2 separate regions of the Homo sapiens genome follow, and region 2 is linked to region 1. Evidence: chromatin loops called from intact Hi-C (ENCODE). Cell type or tissue: sigmoid colon. All regions are shown on one strand. Each heading gives the region's core, and the rest is flanking DNA. Links, peaks and the distances in the headings are about the cores only. Region 1 has its middle 10 kb from the start of ZIC1. Region 2 overlaps LOC124909494 (leucine-rich repeat extensin-like protein 5).

Region 1 (2,808 bases), core at 289-2,788:
AGCCCCTCGCCAAATGAAAAGGGTTCTTTGGGCCTTGGCCTTTTGGGGAAGACGCGGGAACCCACGCTGAGTTTGAGTTTTCTGTTCAGAGCAAGGCCCACACAGGTCATCGTTAGCTTGGAGTCCTTAGAGTCTAGATAGCCCACTCCCCACAATACTCAAACACAAAGGGACCCAAATCACGAATGGGTTTCTTCTGGAGTGGTCCCTGTGGCGGGGGTTTGGAGGAACGAGGGTTTCTGCGCCCCTGACTAGACGCTGGGAGCCCTGGCTTCCGGGACCTAGGACAGAACTCGAACCCTCATGCCCCGGCCACTTTCTTCCTAGTCATGAGTAGTGAGGGGTGAGTGGCTTCTGCCAGGCCTCTGTGGGCCTAGCACTCGGTGGCAGTGGGTGAGGGTCGTTGAGTCCGGCAAAGAGACATGGAGCAGACGCTCTTCAGCCATCCTTGCGTTATTGAGCTCGGAGACTCGGGAGTTTGGGTAGGAAAAAAGGCACTGTCCTGGCAGGAACATTTCCAAAGCCTCCCTCCCTGCGTCCTCAGGTTCCACGCTGAAGGCTTGGGGAGTGGTAGTTGTCGGGTGAACTGATACTGTGGTCCCGGTATTCCAAAACTGGCACAGATGGAACTGGCCCTGGGATAGACTGCAGTGTGAGCCCGGCACTGACCTAGGCATCCTGTTCCCAGTGAGGGAAATGAAATGATAAGCTCCACAAAGTGGGTCTACCTGTTCAAATGAAAGTAAAAATCTAGAGTAGGATTGGAATCTGTCGGCAACCACTTCTGATGTTATGGGACCCAGGATTCTTACTAAAACACCCAAAGGCTGTAGATGTTAGTCGGTCAGAGGTTAGAGTGACCCAGGGACCCTCTGTTGCCCCTCCCCTTTGTTTACAAGCGTTGGCCACTCCACCTAGAAAGATTATACGCTCACTCTGGAAATGTCAGCACATTGGCCACAAAATACCATGCAGATCCCCAAGGACTTCACTAGAGAGGAAAGCAATAATCCAGCGACTGAACCCAGGTGTCTCTCACCAAACCCTACCCTTTCTGGTCTCTAGGCCAGGGCAGTTCCTCCACCAGTCCCGACGTTTGCGCTACCTAAGCACGTTTGGATTTAACAGGACCATTTCAACTCCAAGACAGGCAAGCTGACTGGTATTATTTGCAAAGGGTCAAGTGGAAACCCTAGAACAGTCATTCAAGCAAATGGCTCCTAGTATCTCAAATGGGGCGGTGGGAGGCTGGGGAAATGCCAGAGAGCAAGAGGAAGTAGGAGAAAAGAGTGGGAGAGAGAGGCGGAAAGACAAAGACAAGCCGGCACCCAGACTTGGATCTGGGCAAGGGATGAGGGAAGGGCCTAGGGAACCTCCCCCAAGCCGCTGCCCGGTCACCTGGGGCCTGAGCTCTGACTAGGGGTAGGCTAAGTCTTCTCCGAGGGGCTAGGGATATGAGAACAGCCGGGGCGGCAGCTCGGGCTTGGGAAAGGATAAGAGAAGAAGGCCTCCCTGGTAGGCCCGGTGTAAACTGGAAGCCCAGCCACCCGATGCACTGGGGTGTGGCCGGCTGGGGCTCGAGCACCATGCAGCCCCCGGCCCTCGGCGGAGAGGCCCTGACAGGCCCGCTCAACTCGCCGTTCCAATGGCAGCAGCCCCAGGTTGCTCTACCCTCTGCTGTCGGCTCCGCAGTGTGAACTCACTTAAACCAGCGCGGTTTGAAAACAAACACGTGCAGCTACCCCGCCGCACTATTTTGGGAGCCTAGCCAGCGACTTTCACAGGCCGGAGCCTCTGCTTGGTTCTCTCTCTAGCCCGCGAGGGCGGGGGAGTCTCATGCATATTCATCAGCACGTGGAACCTCGGGCCACAGGCCGCGCATGCGCACATCTCGCCCTGCCCGGCCAGAGCCTGCCGCGACGATTTGGAAAGCGCCCCGCCAGGCTGCGGGGTGGCGGGAGGGTCCCTCAAACGCTGACGACCCAGCCTTCGGTGGAGGTGTTGTGGGGAAGTCTCGCTGTTGCACCCCCTACACCTACCCCCGAAGACTGTTTCCATGCTTTCAATAAATCCACCAATGCAAAAATTTCCCTTTACGCACTCCATCCCACCCCTGTCCTTTCTCCACAACTTTCAGTTTTCTTAGTCAGAGGCTAGCATTTTCGCGGATGAATGGAAAATGTTTAAAAAGGAATCGCGATGCGAGCTTCTCTCACCGTTTGTGTTCCCGCTTACTGTAACTTCATGGACATTGTTACACAAAAGAAAGACGTAAAATAACAATTTTTTAAAGTTTGCTAAGGTCGGACGGCTTGGGTTTGCTTGCTATTGTTGTTTTTAAAGATGTGATTCCAATATGTTTATACCCACGCTCAATAGTTGATTCTTGTGTGTGCCATAGGTGAAAATGTCACTGCGTAACTTTCACAACCGGTGGATTTTCCTGGATATGCTTACAGAGATGTCTGACAACCATCAGAGGCAGCCAAAGTATTGTGGACAGTTGACACAATGTCAGTCTGTGGCATCTTCACTGCCAAGTGATATTTCCACTCTAGATAGCTAAACCCGATTTTTTAAAAACTCACCTTTGGTATATAACATCAGTTGGAAACTTCACACTGTTTTAGTTCTTCACTCTAAAGTGGATATCAACTTTAGTAACTGATGACAGATCCCAGCTTCCACAGTAAAAATAGCCTCTGGTTTGGCCTGATGTGTTTCCTCTTGCTAAGGAAGGGACTCTGGAGCAAACCAGCCTTGCATAGATTTAAGGAGAACATTATTCATATTTTGCACCTATTACAC
Region 2 (2,808 bases), core at 241-2,740, 58 kb after region 1:
ACTAATCCTGGTCACTTGGGCCAAGAACATTTATATATTTTTCTCCCAGCTGATTTTATCAACAGTTTTCAATCTCATTTTCTCAAGACTTTTAGGCCAAGGCAGAATTTTCTAGCCTTCCTTTGGAGATCAGGATCCAGAGATTAGAGTTCTGGGATCTTGGCAAGGGTTTGTACTACTTTTTCCATGATGTTTGCAAATCCCTAGCAACAATTCTGCATTCTAATTTTTTTCCTCCTTTCTTTGTACATCACAAATAATTACACTGTTCAAACATGGCTTAGAAAAAAACACAGTTACATTAACATGTCTCTTCTACAATTTTGTTTTAGAAATGACTAGAATTTTCTGGTAATTCATAGTTTTTCTCCTGGTTTAAAAACAAAAATATTTAAATTTTATCTTGCCAAATGTCTATCATTTGTTAGCACATTTTGCTTGCTGTCCTTCAGCCTCTGAAGTTTATGGACATTATTAAAATGTTTGGGGGATCATCAGCACACCAGTTCCTTGAGAAAATGTTGGGATAGGCTTTACACTATACAATCCAGTTGTTCAGAATTGAAAGGTTTTCAAGTTGAGTTTGCTTTTCTTTCTCTTACTTTACAATCCCTTTTTGTATTTTTTATTTTATTTCGAATAGAAGCTTTTGCCAAGGTTATTTTTAATATAGAAAAAGTAGCCGAAAAATTGGATACTAAATGTCGAATCCAAACTGAGTAAATTTTTGAAGTATGCAGTATCCATATTTCCCATTGACTTAAAATAAAAATGAATGTAATTCAAATCTACTTGTGTTTTTTTTTTGTTGTCTAAATAGAATATTCAATGTGACAAAATGAATCTATAAATATGTGATCTGCATAGTAGACACAGACACAACCAGTTCAATAATGATTGATACTATTTTTAAGTAGTGGGTGCTGAATACATTATCTAAAGAAATGCTCTGAGCATCTGAAGGTTGAGGATCTTACAGTGATCTTAGTTCTGAGAAAATGGCTCATGTATGTTTCGGCTCAGTGTTGGTCTCACTAGCAATAAGTTGTGGCAAATGACATCTGACCATAATGATAATATTAATGTTACTGTCCCTTTGGAAAAGAAAAGTTGAATTCAGTATCTGTTTGCTTTGGCATTATTTTTCCAGCCATCTAACCATCCTTTATGGTACAGTGTGGCTGTTGTTTCTGGAGTTGTAGTGTCTACCCACTCCCTTCTCTCTGGGTAAACCTCCTCTCGCGCCCCCTAGCGGAGGGTTTGGCAGTGCAGAAGCAACAACCACCAGCGATTATTTATTGAACACCTGCTGTGCGCCAAGCACTGTGGAGGAAGCTGTAGCTTGTCTAGATCTGGGTGGGGTCTAATGCCACGCACAGGCTCTGTAAAATGATTTAAGACTGAGCAGATATTCTAGCTCTGGGTCCTTGTGGCTCCTCACCTGGGGGCCTCTTCAGAGCCCTCACTCACGTTGCACTTGGAGCCTGACTGGAGGCATTTCTGGCTATCAGAATTTCCCAGCTATAGTTAGTTTGGGATGGAGAGGCTTGCTGCTCCTTGGCGGGCCTGGTTATAATTTGTGTCCTCTTGTATAGAGCTGTCCAGTTTGACCTGTAGCTACAACCAATCCTGGATCAGCATTGTCAGACCTCGGTTCCACCACACTCTGTTTGAAGAGCTCCATTTTGTGCAGTGGCAGTCACAACAAAACTCAACTTTCCTCTGTGACTTTGTTCTTTTGATTTTTAATAGATCAAAGACGTGGAGGGAGGAAGGAAAAGCGGGGGTGGGGGGGAGAAGAGGAGGGGTAGGGATTGTTTTCGTGTCAAGATGCATCTCCCATTTGAGGCCACTAGCCCCATTAGAAGAGAAAAGTGCACGGAAAAGGGCGAGAAACCTGCACTTGGCTCGGCATTGTTTAGGGGATTCGAGCTGCGGCCGCCGTGGCCGCCGCCACAGCCATACAGTACAGTATCCATGGCAACGCAACCTGCTGCTGCCGCCGCCAAAGTTGAAGGCGCTTGAAAGGCTTGTAGAGACCAGAATCTCAACCCCTATTTTGGTTCCCCCGAGAACAACGGAGAGAAAATGAGGCAGGGAAAGAAAGGAGGAGGAAAGGAGGAAGGAGGGGGGAGGGAAAGTAGGAGAGGAGAAAAAGAGAGAGAGGGAGGGAGGAAATATTTGTATGAATGAGAGGGACTAAGAGAGAATATGAGAGAGAGGGAGGGAGAAGGCCAAGAGAAACCCCACTCCAGGCCCATGAATGCTGGCATTGTCCCTTTTCTGAATCTGATTTACCATATCATAACCCCCAGGAAGAAGAAAACATCAATATCCCAAAGGAATGGAGATGTTTCTATGGAAAACCTAGGAATTTTAGTCCATAACAGATCTGGCATAAAAAAATCAAAGAGATCAAAGGCAGAGCTCCCTGGAGTAGAGATGCGTCTCTGAATTAAAGATGGACGATGCAGACTACAAAGTGCTTTTTTCTTCTTTATCCAGTCCTCTGTTTCCATTTCAAGGGAGGCGCTGGTCTCGTCATATCTAAACTAGACAGTCATTGCGAACAATGTCATAAAGAGGATAAAAGAGGGAGTGGGGGGCACCAAGAGCTCAGCTTCCTCTGTCCTAGTTGGTTTTCCAACCACCTTCTCCAGCATTCTCAGCACAGGTGTCAGCCAAGCCCCACTCATAGAAGGAGCTTGTGGAAAAGCCCACCCCTACCTTCAAGTCTGTAGGGGCAGTTAGGAAAAATTAGATTCTCTGAAATCAGGGGATGAGAAGTGGTATTAGGTTGTTTTCTTG

The links. Peaks named below come from ENCODE experiments on the same cell type or tissue, not always from the same donor. Only the 100,000 strongest peaks of a DNase experiment are listed, where the experiment ranks them.
Region 2: a loop joins it to region 1, with 2.5 times the contacts of the local background. A loop is called at or near these places in 10 of 110 quality-filtered maps.

The regions. Positions count from the first base shown.
Region 1 is chr3:147,418,301-147,421,108 of GRCh38, reverse strand. No RefSeq gene overlaps it. Among named protein-coding and RNA genes, the nearest start is that of ZIC1, 10 kb to the right of the region's middle. RefSeq lists enhancers at 1-873, 1,812-1,961. In sigmoid colon, for the core only: no CTCF peak of the experiment used is centred there; a DNase peak (open chromatin) is centred at 1,848; H3K4me3 peaks cover 597 bases; H3K27me3 peaks cover 2,500 bases.
Region 2 is chr3:147,360,460-147,363,267 of GRCh38, reverse strand. It overlaps LOC124909494 (leucine-rich repeat extensin-like protein 5), which reads left to right. Exons shown (of 2, transcript XM_047449442.1): 2 at 1-602. Among named protein-coding and RNA genes, the nearest start is that of ZIC4-AS1, 25 kb to the left of the region's middle. In sigmoid colon, for the core only: CTCF peaks have their summits at 1,050 and 1,257 (motif pointing left); no DNase peak of the experiment used is centred there; H3K27me3 peaks cover 2,500 bases.